Linked DNA regions of Homo sapiens: region 1 is linked to region 2. A link is a loop called in an ENCODE intact Hi-C map of the cell type or tissue named here. Cell type or tissue: HCT116. All regions are shown on one strand. Each heading gives the region's core, and the rest is flanking DNA. Links, peaks and the distances in the headings are about the cores only.

The links. A loop is a pair of places that touch in the nucleus more often than their neighbours do. Peaks named below come from ENCODE experiments on the same cell type or tissue, not always from the same donor. Only the 100,000 strongest peaks of a DNase experiment are listed, where the experiment ranks them.
Region 1: a loop joins it to region 2, with 12 times the contacts of the local background. A loop is called at or near these places in 12 of 110 quality-filtered maps.

The regions. Positions count from the first base shown.
Region 1 is chr1:32,987,478-32,992,477 of GRCh38, forward strand. It overlaps the pseudogene LOC100419257. Among named protein-coding and RNA genes, the nearest start is that of RNF19B, 25 kb to the left of the region's middle. RefSeq lists enhancers at 1,712-1,971, 4,736-5,000. In HCT116, for the core only: no CTCF peak of the experiment used is centred there; a DNase peak (open chromatin) is centred at 1,984; H3K4me3 peaks cover 1,188 bases; H3K27ac peaks cover 2,974 bases.
Region 2 is chr1:33,049,952-33,060,399 of GRCh38, forward strand. LOC124903969 (a long non-coding RNA gene) reads left to right here and starts at 6,553. Exons shown (of 2, transcript XR_007065697.1): 1 at 6,553-6,857; 2 at 8,611-8,955. RefSeq lists an enhancer at 5,177-5,471. In HCT116, for the core only: a CTCF peak has its summit at 5,349 (motif pointing left); DNase peaks (open chromatin) are centred at 5,360 and 5,861.

The sequences.
Region 1 (5,000 bases), core at 1-5,000, 65 kb before region 2:
CACCATCTCTTGCAAGGTGACAGGCTGCTGTGGCTCTGTGCTGGTGTGCCTTATCCCTGCCCCACTGAGGCAATGGCATCACCTTGGCCCCTGTGCCCAAGATGCTGCTGATGGCTAGTACAGACCAGTGCTACACCTCAGCCAGGTGTATTGCGTCATAACAGAAAGAAAAAGTACTACCCCAGCAGAGAGCCCACAACCTAAGTACCCTGGAGCTGTAAGAGCTGAGAAATCAGCTGGACACGGTGGCTCACGCCTGTAATCCCAGCACTTTGGGAGGCCGAGGTGGGTGGATCACAAGGTCAGGAGTTTGAGACCAGCCTGGCCAACATAGTGAAACCCCGTCTCTACTAAAAATACAACAAATTAGCCGGGTGTGGTGGCACGCGCCTGTAGTCCCAGTTATCCGGGAGGCTGAGGCAGGAGAATCACTTGAACCCAGGAGGTGGAGGTTGCAGTGAGCCAAGATGGCGCCACTGCACTCCAGCCTGGGCAACAGAGACTCCATCTAAAAAAAAAAAAAAAAAAAAAAAGCTGATAAATCATGGGCATAGCATAACCCAAAGCTGCACTGCCACCTGGGCAACTTCGCCAAGGCCACCTTTGGTGCCATCTCCAAGAATTATAGCTATCTGACCCTCAACCTCTGGAGAGAGACCATATTCATCAAGTTTCCCTATCAGGAGTTCACTGACCATCTCATCAAGACCCAGACCAGAGTCTCTGTGCGGAGGACCCAGGCTCCAGCTATGTATACAATATAGAGTTTTGTTTTGTTTTTGTTTTTTGAGACAGGGTTGCCCAGGCTGGAGTGCAGTGGCATGGCCACAGCTCACTGCAGCCTTAACCTCCAGGGCTCAAGCAATCCTCCTGCCTTAGCCACTCCCTAACCCAGTAGCTGGGACTACAGGCATGCACCACCACCCCCAGCTAATTTTTTGTGTGTGTTTTTTGTAGAGACAGGGTTTTGCCATGTTGCCCAGGCTGGTCTGGGACTCGGGCTCAAGTGATCCGTATGCCTCGGCCTCCCAAAGTGCTAAGATTACAGGTGTGAGCCACTGCCCCGGTCAACGGAGTTTTTACACAAGAAAAAATAAAATGAATTAAGCCTGTTAAAAAAAAAAGATCTGGATTCAAAGATCTTGGTTCTGCCACTTACTAGTTATAAATAGTAATTTTAACTCTGAGAAGCCTCAGATGATGTTTTTGTTTGGTTTTGCTTTTTTAACTTGGAAAATGGGGATAACAGAACCTCCATTATAAGGTGGCAGTGACAAATAAATAAGATCATGCATATCAAAGTGTGGTCTCCAGACCAGCTGCATTAACATCACCTGTGAAGTAGCCCCACTTCTGACATACTGAATCAGAAACCCTGGGCATGGGGCCCAGCAATCTGTGTTACAACACACCCTCCAGGAATTCTGGTGTAGTTCAAGTTTGAAAACCACTGATATATATGTAATAAGCCTAGTACCCAATTGGCTTACTATTGACAGTTCTAGTATACTCCCTCTGAGATGTTGAGTTAGGTAGGTATCTTTTCCCCCTCATGTCCTACAAACACTGTATGTCTTAATATCTGGGTTGTCTGCTAATGCAATCTATCACCCACACAGCTGCCCTTTAATATAAGGTACTCTTCCCATCTTTCCTTGCATACTTGCAGTAATAGGTAGCTCACTATTTGGCTGGGTAGGGTAAACCGCCTGGTCAAGCCTGTTCATACAGGCATGCCAACTGCATATGCACTGTAAAGACCTTCCCCTAAAGGCCTCTTCTCCAAGGTCCCTCAGCTGTGCTTAGGTCTCTCTTTAGCTTCAGGGTAGCTCTCCTGTATGTCTGAGCCTCAGATAAGCTTGATCAGCCCTGAGGAGCAGGGGAGGTTTCCTTCTCAAATCTGGGACCATGTTTCTACTTGCTTGCCTGGTGTTTTGGCAGCCACTTCACCCTGCTGACTCACTCTGGTCTGAGGTCACGCAAAACCTCCAAGCCTTTTTCTCAGGAACTACAGGAACTTGCGTCGGCTGGGTCACTCCAGTCCTTGATGTGTGCAATTCATTTCTTAAAAATAACATTACTTTCAAATTATGAAAGACGTGCTTGATATAGTAAGTTAGGAAAACACAAAGGGAAAAAAACCTCACTGGTAATGGTCATCCTAAAATTGACATCTGATTTTCAAAAAAAGGATCCTATATTCTTGTATTCAAGAAAAAAAAAAAACCCACTTAAGCAATTTCCATTTCTGGGGTAAAGAAAAGAATCAGAGAAAATGAAACTAATGTACTGCAGGAATAATTGTGAATTCCAGCATATATGAACATCTCTTGTCTCATAATTCAAATGTACATCAATGCATAACAATGTAAACTCATCCCCCCCGAGACTACCATTGCTATTCTTTTGGATATAGCCTCCAGTCCTTTGCAGTTACCATCCTGTATTTTTTAACTTAACTCTAGGTCTAAATTTAGCACTGAATTTGGAGATAGACAAACCTGGTTCAAATTCTGGCTTTTGTACTTATGAGTTATACCACTTTGGAAATTCATTTAACCTCCTGAAGCCTCAATTTCCTCATCTGTAAAAGGGGGCTGATAATATCTGCTTTCCAGGTTTGTTGTAAAGATGGAAATTGAGGGCCAGGTGAGGTGGCTCACGCCTGTAATCCCAGCACTTTGGGAGGCTGAGGTGAGCAGATCAGCTGAGGTCAGGAGTTCGAGACCAGCCTGGCCAACATGGTGAAACCCCATCTCTACTAAAAATACAAAAATTAGCTGGGAGTGGTGGCGCATGCCTGTAATCCCAGCTACTCGGGAGGCTGAGGCAGGAGAATCACTTGAACTTGGGAGGCAGAGGATGCATTGAGTGGAGGTCGTGCCACTGCACTCTAGCCTGGGTGACAGAGTGAGAGTTCATCTCAAAAAAAAAAAAAAAAAAAAGGCCAGGCGTGGTGGCTCACGTCTGTAATCCCAGCACTCTGGGAGGCCAAGGTGGGCAGATCATGAGGTCAGGAGATTGAGACCATCCTGGCTAACACAGTGAAACCCCATCTCTATTAAAAATACAAAAAAATTAGCCGGGCGTGGTGGTGGGCGCCTATAGTCCCAGCTACTCGGGAGGCTGAGGCAGGAGAACGGCGTGAACCTGGGAGGCGGAGCTTGCAATGAGCGGAGATTGTGCCACTGCATTCCAGCCTGGACAACAGAGTGAGATTCCGTCTCAAAAAAAAAAAAAAAAAAAAGAAATTAATGAGAATAAAGCTTCTGGCACACAGTAAATGCCTTCGGAGTTTGTATTGGGCTTGTTACCGTTAACTCTTCATCTGGCCAACTACTGCTCCCTTCTTCCTCCAAGGCAGATGCTGTCCCCCTTTGTATCTTTCCCCACCTTGCTGCTCTCACACATCACATTCCCTCTCTGTCTTGCTGCTGTCCCATGTCTATCTTTGTGTTATAGCATCAGACACGACACAGTGCCCCTCTACCCTATAAGCTCCTCCAGGGCAGGGCCATGTCCACTTTATTCTTTTCTGTGTCCCCAGGGTCCAGCAGAAGGCATGACCCAGTGTGGCTGTCAGGTTAGAAGGGGTTGGATAAGAATTTGTGATGGAGGCCGGGTGTTGTGACTCATGCCTGTAATCCCAGCACTTTAGGAGGCTGAAGTGGGTGGATCACCTGAGGTCAGGTATTTGAGACCAGCCTGGCCAACATAGCGAAACCCTGTCTCTACTAAAAATACAAAAAAAAAAAAAAATTAATTAGCTGGGCATGGTGGTGCGTGTCAGTAATCCCAGCTACTCGGGAGGCTGAGGCAGGAGAATTGCTTGAACCCAGGAGGTGGAGGCTGCAGTGAGCCGAGATCATGCCACTGCACTCCAGCCTGGGCAACAGAGTGAGACTGCATCTCAAAAAACAAACAAACAAAAATAACATGTTGATGGAATGAATAAACTTAGAAGAGATTGAATGCATGAATGGACGAATGCATGAATGAGTCAGTAATAGCAGGTATCCACCAGCGGAATCCTCTTTCCCCTAGGGATAGAATCCTCCACCTCCCAGACTCCATCTCAAAAAACAAACAAAAAGAATGTGTTGATGGAATGAACAAACTTAGAAGAGACTGAATGCATGAATGAGTCAGTAGTAGCAGGTGTCATCCACCAGCAGAATCCTCTTTCTCCTAGGGAGAGAATCCTCCACCTCCCAAGGTGGGCCCTGCCACGTATGGGAGCAGGGCTCCTGCCTGGCACAGGCTGGGATGAGAGGCTCTGCCCCTCATAGCGAGAGTGTCGCTAGGGGCAGAGCCATCACGGGTCAGGGGTAAAGGGAGGGGGACACGGTGGGGCTGGAGTGGTGGGAGATTTGTAGCCCAGGTAGGGGGGTGCCCTTGCCTAACTTGGTGGGGCTAGAACCCGAGTACTGATGCAACCAAGCTGGTTTCCTACTGCAGCTGCACTCTGGCTCCCACAGTTTCTGTCACCCCATCACTGATGACTGAGGCGTGACCTACAGGAGGGCCTGGCCTACATAGCAGAGAAACAGAGGCCTTAGGGATAAGGGGCGGCAGCCTGGCTGGCTGGCCAATGAATCCAGGTCCAAGCTTAGCGGGTACTTCCTGCCGCCGGGTCCAGCGCCAGCCAGTTCACCTGCTGTGCAACCCTAGCTAAGACATGTCTCCTCCCCCCTGCCTCAGTTTCACCATCCTGGGGGACTCTTCCTGCTTTGGCATCATTAGAAGTCCTACCTCTCTCCCAGGCAATCTTCAAAAAATTTTCTGATAGCAGAACAAAAACCAAAACCTGATACTCGATACCTCTTTTGAGTCCACTAAGCAGCCCCTTAAGAGAAGCAGAGAGCTCAGAGTCAGGCTGAAAAGCTGTGTTACCCTAAGTTACTTCCCTCTCTTCAGTTTCCTTTCCTGTAAAATGGCCATTGATAATGACTATTTCCATCCCCACAGGATAGCTGTGAGGATTAAGTGAGCTGTTGGGT
Region 2 (10,448 bases), core at 2,798-7,797:
GGTGTGGACCTGTAGTGCTTGCTACTCGGGAGGCTTAAGTGGGAGGATTGCTTGAGCCTAGGAGGTTGAGGCTGCAGTAAGCTGTGATTGTGCCACTGCCCTCCATCCTGGGCGACAGAATGAGACCTTGCCTCAAAAAGAAAAAAAAATTATAAATTAGGCACAGCAAGAGATTAATAACAATAACTAATAATAAAACAATTACAGCAATACACTATAATTATGTGAATGTAATCCCTTTATCTCTCTGAAAATATCTTATTGTGCTCTGCTCACCCTTCTTGTGATCTGTTGATCTGATAAATAGGACCGCTACTAAGCTACTAGCTGGTGGGTGGTGTATACAGCATGGATACGCTGGACAAAGGGATGATTCACATCCTGGGTGAGATGGCTCCAGATTTCATCATGCTGCTCATAAAAGCATGCAATTTACAACTTATGAATTGTTTATTTCTGGAATTTTCCCATGTAATATTTTTGGATCACATTTGTCCTTTGGTAAGTGAAAGTGCAGAAAGGGAAACTGGATAATAGGAAACTACTGTGGTTAGGAAACAGACTCAGCTACTATAGCAGAGACTCCAAAATAACAATGACTTAGACAAGATAGGTGCTTACTTCTTGCTTATGTCAAAACCCTGGCAGGCAAGGGGCAGTGGATATGGTGGCTCTACCATCAGGGAACCCTGGCTTTTTCTGTCTCCTTGGTTTGACATCAACATGCGGCTTCCTTCCTGTGGTCCAAAAGGGCAGCTCCAGCTCCTACCATCACTTCTGCATTTCAGCCAGCAGGAAGGAGTAATGGGGCAGTGGGGGATGCCCCCCTTCCCTCTAAAGGCATAACCTGGAATTGCACCTGTTACTTTCATTCTCATTGCACTGACCGGAACTTAGTTACAATGCCACGACTAGCAGCCGGGGTACTGGGAAACATAGCTTTTATTCTGGACAGACATATGCCTAGCCAACAGGTAGAGGCTCTATTACTAAAGGAAGAATAGGGAGAGCATTAACATTTAAAAAGACTAGCAGAGGAGGTCGCGGCGCCGGAGGCCCCAGAAGGCTCGAAGGCGCCGCGGGCTGGGGTCGGTGGCTTAGGGAGCCCGTCCGGCCATGGTGGCCGCGGGTGGTGGTTGGCGCGGCTGCGCTGCGGCCCGGGGCAGTGCGGAGCCGGGACAGTCGCGGCGCTGACGCCCGCGGGCCCCAGCTGCAGATATGAAGCGGAGCCGCTGCCGTGACCGACCGCAGCCGCCGCCGCCCGACCGCCGGGAGGATGGAGTTCAGCGGGCAGCGGAGCTGTCTCAGTCTTTGCCGCCGCGCCGGCGAGCGCCGCCCGGGAGGCAGCGGCTGGAGGAGCGGACGGGCCCCGCGGGGCCCGAGGGCAAGGAGCAGCCGCCTGCCTTGGCCTCCCAAAGTGCCGAGATTGCAGCCTCTGCCCGGCCGCCACCCCGTCTGGGAAGTGAGGAGTGTCTCTGCCTGGCCGCCCATCGTCTGGGATGTGAGGAGCCCCTCTGCCTGGCTGCCCAGTCTGGAAAGTGAGGAGCGTCTCCGCCCGGCCGCCATCCCATCTAGGAAGTGAGGAGCGCCTCTTCCCAGCCGCCATCACATCTAGGAAGTGAGGAGCGTCTCTGCCCGGCCGCCCATCGTCTGAGATGTGGGGAGCGCCTCTGCCCCGCCGCCCCATCTGGGATGTGAGGAGCGCCTCTGCCCGGCCGAGACCCCGTCTGGGAGGTGAGGAGCGTCTCTGCCCGGCCGCCCCGTCTGAGAAGTGAGGAGACCCTCTGCCTGGCAACCACCCCGTCTGAGAAGTGAGGAGCCCCTCCGCCCGGCAGCTGCCCCGTCTGAGAAGTGAGGAGCCTCTCCGCCCGGCAGCCACCCCATCTGGGAAGTGAGGAGCGTCTCCGCCCGGCAGCCACCCCGTCCGGGAGGGAGGTGGGGGGGGTCAGCCCCCCGCCCGGCCAGCTGCCCCATCCGGGAGGGAGGTGGGGGGTCAGCCCCCCCGCCCGGCCAGCCGTGCCATCCGGGAGGGAGGTGGAGGGGTCAGCCCCCCGCCTGGCCAGCCGTGCCGTCCGGGAGGGAGGTGGGGGGTCAGCCCCCCGCCCGGCCAGCCGCCCCGTCCGGGAGGTGAGGGGCGCCTCTGCCCGGCCGCCCCTACTGGGAAGTGAGGAGCCCCTCAGCCCGGCCAGCCACCCCGTCCGGGAGGGAGATGGGGGGGTCAGCCCCCCCACCCGGCCAGCCGCCCCGTCCGGGAGGGAGGTAGGGGGGTCAGCCCCCCGCCTGGCCAGCCGCCCCGTCCGGGAGGGAGGTGGGGGGGTCAGCCCTCCGCCCGGCCAGCCGCCCCGTCTGGGAGGTGAGGGGCGCCTCTGCCCAGCCGCCCCTACTGGGAAGTGAGGAGCCCCTCTGCCCGGCCAGCCGCCCCGTCCGGGAGGGAGGTGGGGGGGTCAGCCCCCCGCCCAGCCAGCCGCCCTGTCCGGGAGGGAGGTGGGGGGGTCGGCCCCCCGCCCGGCCAGCCGCCCCGTCCGGGAGGGAGGTGGGGGGGTCGGCCCCCCGCCCGGCCAGCCGCCCCGTCCGGGAGGTGAGGGGCGCCTCTGCCCGGCCGCCCCTACTGGGAGTGAGGAGCCCCTCTGCCCGGCCAGCCGCCCCGTCCGGGAGGGAGGTGGGGGGGTCAGCCCCCCGCCCGGCCAGCCGCCCCGTCCGGGAGGGAGGTGGGGGGGGTCAGCCCCCCCGCCCAGCCAGCCGCCCTGTCCGGGAGGTGAGGGGCGCCTCTGCCCGGCCGCCCCTACTGGGAAGTGAGGAGCCCCTCTGCCCGGCCAGCCGCCCCGTCCGGGAGGGAGGTGGGGGGGTCGGCCCCCCGCCCGGCCAGCCGCCCCGTCCGGGAGGGAGGTGGGGGGGGGTCGGCCCCCCTGTCTGGCCAGCCGCCCCGTCCGGGAGGTGAGGGGCGCCTCTGCCCGGCCGCCCCTACTGGAAAGTGAGGAGCCCCTCTGCCCGGCCACCACCCCGTCTGGGAGGTGTGCCCAACAGCTCATTGAGAACGGGCCAGGATGACAATGGCGGCTTTGTGGAATAGAAAGGCGGGAAAGGTGGGGAAAAGATTGAGAAATCCGATGGTTGCCGTGTCTGTGTAGAAAGAAGTAGACATGGGAGACTTTTCATTTTGTTCTGCACTAAGAAAAATTCCTCTGCCTTGGGATCCTGTTGATCTGTGACCTTACCCCCAACCCTGTGCTCTCTGAAACATGTGCTGTGTCCACTCAGGGTTAAATGGATTAAGGGCGGTGCAAGATGTGCTTTGTTAAACAGATGCTTGAAGGCAGCATGCTCGTTAAGAGTCATCACCAATCCCTAATCTCAAGTAATCAGGGACACAAACACTGCGGAAGGCCGCAGGGTCCTCTGCCTAGGAAAACCAGAGACCTTTGTTCACTTGTTTATCTGCTGACCTTCCCTCCACTATTGTCCCATGACCCTGCCAAATCCCCCTCTGTGAGAAACACCCAAGAATTATCAATAAAAAAATAAATTAAAAAAAAAAAAAAAAAAAGAATAGATGCTGGGGAACAATTAGCTGTGTGCAACAGAGTTTACCTTTTGGAAAGATCTCTTGGGGGAAGGGTGGAGAAAGGGCTGGATGGTAACAGATCACAGCCAAAGAAATAACCTGAACCAAGGCAGAGACATCCGGGATGGAGAGAAGTGGCAGAAGGCTTATGAGATATGGAAGTTGAATGGACAGGATGTGTGACTAATTGGCTATACTTCTAATTAACTGTACTTATCATAGCCTGTATTTATGCGATTAACTATTTAATATCTACGTTTCAGGACGGGCTCACACCTGTAATCCCAGCACTTTGGGAGGCTGAGGCGGGCAGATCACGAGGTCAGGAGATAGAGACCATCCTGGCCAACATGGTGAAACCCCGTTTCCACTAAAAATACAAAAATTAGCTGGGTTGGTGGTGTGTGCCTGTAATCCCAACTATTCGGGAGGCTGAGCCCCAAGAATCACTTGAACCCAGGAGGCGGAGGTTGCTGTGAGCCAAGATAATGCTACTGTACTCCAGCCTGGCGATAGAGCGAGACTCCATCTCAAAACAAACAAACAAACAAAAAAAACAAAAAAAGGCTAGGCGCAGCGGCTCACGCCTGTAATCCCAACATTTCGGGAGGCTGAGATGGGCGGATCACAAGGTCAGGAGTTTGAAATCAGCCTGGCCAACACAGTGAAACCTCATTTCTACTAAAAAAATACAAAAATATTAGCTGGACATGGTGGCGGGTGCCTTTCATCCCAGCTACTTGGGAGACTGAGGCAAGGTGAATTGCTTGAACCTGGGAGGTGGAGGATGCAGTGAGCCAAGATTGCGCCACTGCGCTCCAGCCCAAGCAACAGTGCAAGACTCTGTCTCAGAAAAAAAAAAATCTCCCTCTCCAGGAGGATTATAAGCTCCATGAAGACAGAGATTGAGTCTGTTTTGCTTATCACAGCATCCCAGGGCCAGTGCCAAATACAGTGCCTGGCATACAATAAGTGCTTATGTGTGAGCGAATGAATGAGATAAAAGAGGAGCAGCCAAGGACAATAACAACAATAACTCTGGGGACAAGTTTGATTGAGAAAAATCAAAATCTTAAAGTAAACGTCAAACAAAAAAAAATTTTTTTTTTTTGAGACAGGGTCTTACCCTATTGACCAGGCTAGAGGGCAGTGGCACGATCACAGCTCACTTCAGCCTCGACCTCTCCAAGTAGCTGGGACTATACTACAGGTGGGTGCCACCACCTCTAGCTGATTTTTGTATTTTTCTTTTTCTTTTTTTTTGAGACGGAGTCTTGCTCTGTCACCAGGCTGGAGTGCAGTGGTGGGATCTCGGCTCACTGCAACCTCCGCCTCCTGGTTTCAAGCGATTCTCCTGCCTCAGCCTCCTGAGTAGCTGGATTACAGGTGCATGCCACCACACCCAGCTAATTTTTGTATTTTTAGTAGAGATGGGGTTTTGCCATGTTGGCCAGGCTGGTCTTGAACTCCTGACCTCAGGTAATCCACCCACCTCAGCCTCCCAAAGTGTTGGGATTACAGGCATAAACCACAGCACCTGGCCTAACAGTTATTTTTAAAAATAATTTCTACCAACTGTAATCTGTCATCCCCTTTCCTGACGGACATTTGGCCCCCTTGATGACATCTCCAGCTGGTTCCAAAACTTTTCAGTCGTTTTTAGTTATTAATGCAGTCTCTTGTTTCAGCCATTAACTTGGTCTTTCCATTTTCGAAGGTCAGTCTCCTTTGGGACTCACAGTCCAGCAGGCAGGCCTATGGCATGGAGGGGAGATGGGTCTGCTCTCTCTTGTCTGCCCTCTGGTGGGGAGAAACAAGAAGGAAAAAAAGGACTTGTTTCCTTAGATGTCCCCTGCTGGCCCTTGGCTGACCTCTTCTTCGCTTCTCGCGAGGTGTCTGTGTTCCTGTCCTCTCAGACATCACAGCTGCTCAGCTCCTTATCTGTAGACACGGGGTGATGGAGTAGCACGCTGCAAAAGGGCTTGGTGCCTAGTTGCTCTCCTCTGCTGGTGGCCTCTGGCTCACCCTTCACAGTGCACCTCTTTGCCCCCCGCAGGCCTGCTGCCCCATCACATCTACCCTCTGCAGCCCCAGCCTGGGGCCTGTGGACACAGGCCTGTCTCAGAAAAAATCTCAGAATCCATCTTTCTGCCACTCCTTGCCACCTGATCACATCCTTGGCCTTCCCTCTCCATGCCCTTTCCCCTATTTCGTAGCACCAGGACAGGTTGGCAAGTGTAGTTGCTCAGCAAACATCATCAGGGAAGGAGAAGTCAGATGCCCTCTGGTGGCACCGCACACCTGATGAATGATTCTTTTGGCTCTGTTCCAGTTAGCTACTGTCCTAGTTAGCTCTGTTCCAGTTAGCTTGTGTAACTAACGGATCAGCCTCAACTTCGAGGTATAACACAATCACCATTTCATCATGGTCATGGAATCTGTGGGTCAGGAGTTTCACAAGGCACAGTGGGGATGACTGGTCTCTGCTTACGGTAGGTGGCCTCCAAGATGGCTCTCAAAGTCCCCTCCCCCCTGGTATTCACCCCCTTGTGTAGTCCCCTGCCACACCATATCAGTTGGTCTGTGTGACCAATAGAACATAGCAGAAGTGATAGTATGTCGCTTTTGAAGCTAGGTTGTGGAAGATAGTGTGAGGCTGGGCGCGGTATCTTACACTTATAATCCCAGCACTTGGGGAGGCCAAGGTAGAAGGATCGCTTCTACTTGATTGAGAAAAGCCAGGAGTTTGAGACCAGTCTGGGCAACATAGGGAGACCCTGTATCTACAAAAAAATTTTTAAAAATTAGCCGGTGCAGAACGAGACTCCGTCTCAAAAAAAAAAAAAAATTAGCCGGTGCAATGACTCACACCTGTAGTCGCAGCTAGTTGGGAGGCTGAGGCAGGAGGATTGCTTGAACACAGGAGGTAGAGGCTGTAGTGATCTGTGATTGTGCCACTCTGCACTCTAGCCTGGGTGACAGTGCAAGACTCTGTCTCAGAAAAAAAAAAAAAAGAAGATATTGTGGCTTCTGCCTCTCTGTCTCTTGGATCACTCCCTTGGGGAAGCCAGGTGCCGTGTTGTGAGGCCAGCTGCCTCTATGGAGAGGCCCACCTGGAGAGGAACTGAGGCTTCCTGCCAATGGCCACATGAATGAGCTTGGAAATGGATCCTCTGGCCCCAGAGAAAGTAGATGACTGCAGCCCTGCCGACAGCTTAACTGCAATTTCATGAGAGACCTCGAATCAGAATCACCCAGATATGCTACTCTTGGATTCCTGACTATCAGAAACTGTGTGAGATGATAAATATTTATTGTTTTAAGCTGTTACATTCTGGGGGTAACTTGCCATGCAACAGTGCATAACTAATACACTGCGCCATGATGTCTGGGACCTTAGCTGGGAAGACTCAAATGGCTGGGGGCTGGAATCACCTGGAGGTTGCTTCACTCACATGACCAGTGCCTGAGCTGGGACTGTCACCTGGAGAACCTAAACGTGGCCTCCCCATGTGGCTTGGCTTCTCACAGCATAGCACCTGGGTACCAAAAATGAGTGCCTGTAAACTGAGCTTTCTAAGAGACCAAGGAAGAAGTTACAAGGTTTCTTTTGGCCTAGCCTGAGAAATGGTGCATTGTAACTTCTGCTGCATTCTCTGGGTTAGTAGCAGTCACCAAGGCCAGGAGGAGAATTTGACTGGTCCCCTTGACAAAGTAAAAAGGTCATATTGCAAAACCTGTCTTGGGGGAATTGCCTGCCCTACCCTGAGGGAGACAGGGACAGATGGCTTCGTTTCACAAGCCCTGCATAGCTCCTGCATAGAACAGCACTACATAGTGCTAGTTCTGCTGAAATAGCACTTCCTATCAACCCTTCAGGGGAGCTTCTGAGCTTGGAAGGTGGAGCATTTCTCAGCTTTTGTTCTCATTTGTGGACTCTGGCGCTAATTCTTTTTTTTTTTTTTTTTTTTTTTTTTTGAGACGGAGTCTTGCTGTGTCGCCCAGCCTGGAGTGCAGTGGTGCGATCTCGGCTCACTGCAAGCTCCGCCTCCCGGGTTCACGCCATTCTCCTGCCTCAGCCTCCCGAGTAGCTAGGACTACAGGTGCCTGCCACCAGGCCCGGCTAATTTTTTAAAAATATTTTTAGTAGAGACAGGGTTTCACCGTGTTAGCCAGGATGGTCTCGATCTCCTGACCTCGTGATCCGCCCGCCTCGGCCTCCCAAAGTGCTGGGATTACAGGCGTGAGCCACTGTGCCCGGCCTTTTTTTTTTTTTGAGATGGAGTCTTGCTCTGTCATCCAGGCTGGAGTGCAGTGGTGGTGTGATCTTGGCTCACTGCAGCCCCCACCTCCCGGGTTCTAGCGATTCTCCTGCCTCAGTCTCCCAGGTAGCTGGGATTGCAGGCATGCACCACCATGCCCAGATAATTTTTGTATTTTTAGTAGAGACAGGGCTTTGCCATGTTGGTCAGAGTGGTCTTGAACTCCTGACCTCAGGTGATCCGCCCGCCTTGGCCTCCCAAAGTGCTGGGATTACAGGTATGAGCCACCGCGCCTGGCCCTCTGGTGCTAATTCTACCTTTCTGGAAAAACACGGAAGGTCTCACAGGCTCCTCCCACCACCAAGTCACCCCATCCTTTCTCTGCCATCCACAGCACTTAGCCCTCTACTTCCGTCAGGTAAGTAGCCCTTTACCTACCCTGCTAGCTGGAATTATGGCCCTGTTTTACAGAGGAGGAAGTAATCTGGCCAAGGCCACACAACCAGAGGGTGGTAAAGCAGGAACTCAGTGCCAGCTCTGACCCCTAAGTCTATGCTTTAGGGCTTCTGGGATTCCAGAAAGCCTGCAGGTGTTGGAGCCTCAACCCTCATATCCTCATGGCCCTGCTGAGGGTGGGGCCAGTGTGAGCAGCATGAGAGGGTGGGGCTGGAGGGGGCAGGGGCTTCAAACTCTGCCAGACGGTTGGGTCTAGTTGTCAGGTGCACCCTCTGGGTGAAAGGGGAAGAGAAACAAGTGAGAGAAAATCGATTTTTACTTTCTTTTCAGGCCCGTCCCCAGTTGGTGAGTTTTCCAGTGGCCGGAAGACCGAGCCCTAGAGTAACAGCTGTGGACTCACTGCCCACTCTGTGTTTATTGGGCTGGAACCCCCTCTCTGTCCTGGAACTTCTGGTTGGAGAGCCCTCTGAGCTCATGGGGCCTGTGAATGGTGGGTCTTGGAGTGATTTCCAGCCCCAGTGATCAGGTGTCCTGTCAGTGCCCCTCAACTCCCTGCAGTCCCCTACTTCCCATCAAGCCAACTCCCAAATTCCAGGATGTGACAGTTCCCAGGTCTACTGCCTTCCAGGCACTGAGCTCATGTTGGGGACCCAGAAATAAATGAGATACATACAACCTCTGTCCTTGAGTTGGTCACAGTCTAGTAGGTCACAGTCTAGTAGAAGTAGAAATGAAGAGTTAACTGCCAGATGTCATGTTACAGGGCACATTTAATAAGGGTGAGAACCACACAAAGGTGGGAGTGCCTAACTTAACAATCAAAAGAAATGAACCATTGATACACAACAACATAGATGAATCTCAAATCATTATGCAGAACAAAAGAAGCTGGACACAAAAGAGTACATACTCTATGATTCCAATGTTATCACATTCTAGACCAGGCAAAACTGTGGATTATATAGAGATGGAAATAAGGTCAGTAGTTACTTGGAGTGAGGGGGAATTGACTGGGAAGGGGATGAGAGAATGTTCTGACATAATGAAAATGTTCAAAACCTTGATAGGAATATGGGTTATATTAGAATATTTGATTGTTGGGCTGGGCGTGGTGGCTCACGCCTGTAATTCCAGCACTTTGGGAGGCTGAGGTGGGCGGATCACGAGGTCAAGAGTTCGAAACCAGCCTGGCCAACATGGTGAAACCCTGTCTCTACTAAGAATACAAAATTTAGCCGGATGCGGTGGTGCACTCCTGTAATCCCAGCTACTCAGGAGGCTGAGGCAGGAAAATTGCTTGAACCCGGGAAGGGGAGGTTATAGTGAACCAAGATCAAGCCACTGCACTCCAGCCTGGCGACAGAGCAAGCAAGACTTCATCTCGAAAAAAAAACATATTCCGTTGTTAAAACTGATAAAACTGTACGCCTAAGATCTGTGAATTTCATCATATGTGAATTATGTCCATGGCAGGTGGCATTCAAAAGATTCCCCAGGCAGGCATGGTGGTTCACACCTGTAATCCCAGCACTTTGGGAGGCCAAGGTGCGCGGATCACTTGAGGTCGGGAGTTTAAGACCAGCCTGGCCAACATGGTGAAACCCTATCTCTACCAAAAATACAAAAAAGTTAGCTGGGCATGATGGTGTGCGCCTGTAGTCCCAGCTACTCAGGAGGCTGAGGCAGGAGAATCGCTTGAACCTGGAAGGTTGCAGTGAGCCGAGATCACACCAGTGCACTCTAGGCTGGGTGACAAAGCGAGACTCTGTCTCAAAACAAAGAAACAAAAAACCTCAAAGAGCCCCCAAAGACTCCTGCCTACTGGTGTGCATGCCCTTGTATTATCCCCTCCCACGCTGTATCAGGTTGGTCTATTTGGCAGAAGTAATGGGGTGTCACTTCTGAGATTAGTTATAAAAGACACTGCAGGGCGGGCGTGGTGGCTCACACCTGTAATCCCAGCACTTTGGGAGTCTGAGGCGTGTGGATCACCTGAGGTCAGGAGTTCAAGACTAGCCTGGCCAACATGGCAAAACCCCATCTCTACTAAACATACAAAAAAATTAGCCAGGTATGGTGGTAGGTGCCTGTAATCCCAGCTACTCGGGAGGCTGAGGCAGGAGAATCGCTTGAACCTGGGAGGTGGAGGTTGCCATAAGCTGAGATCG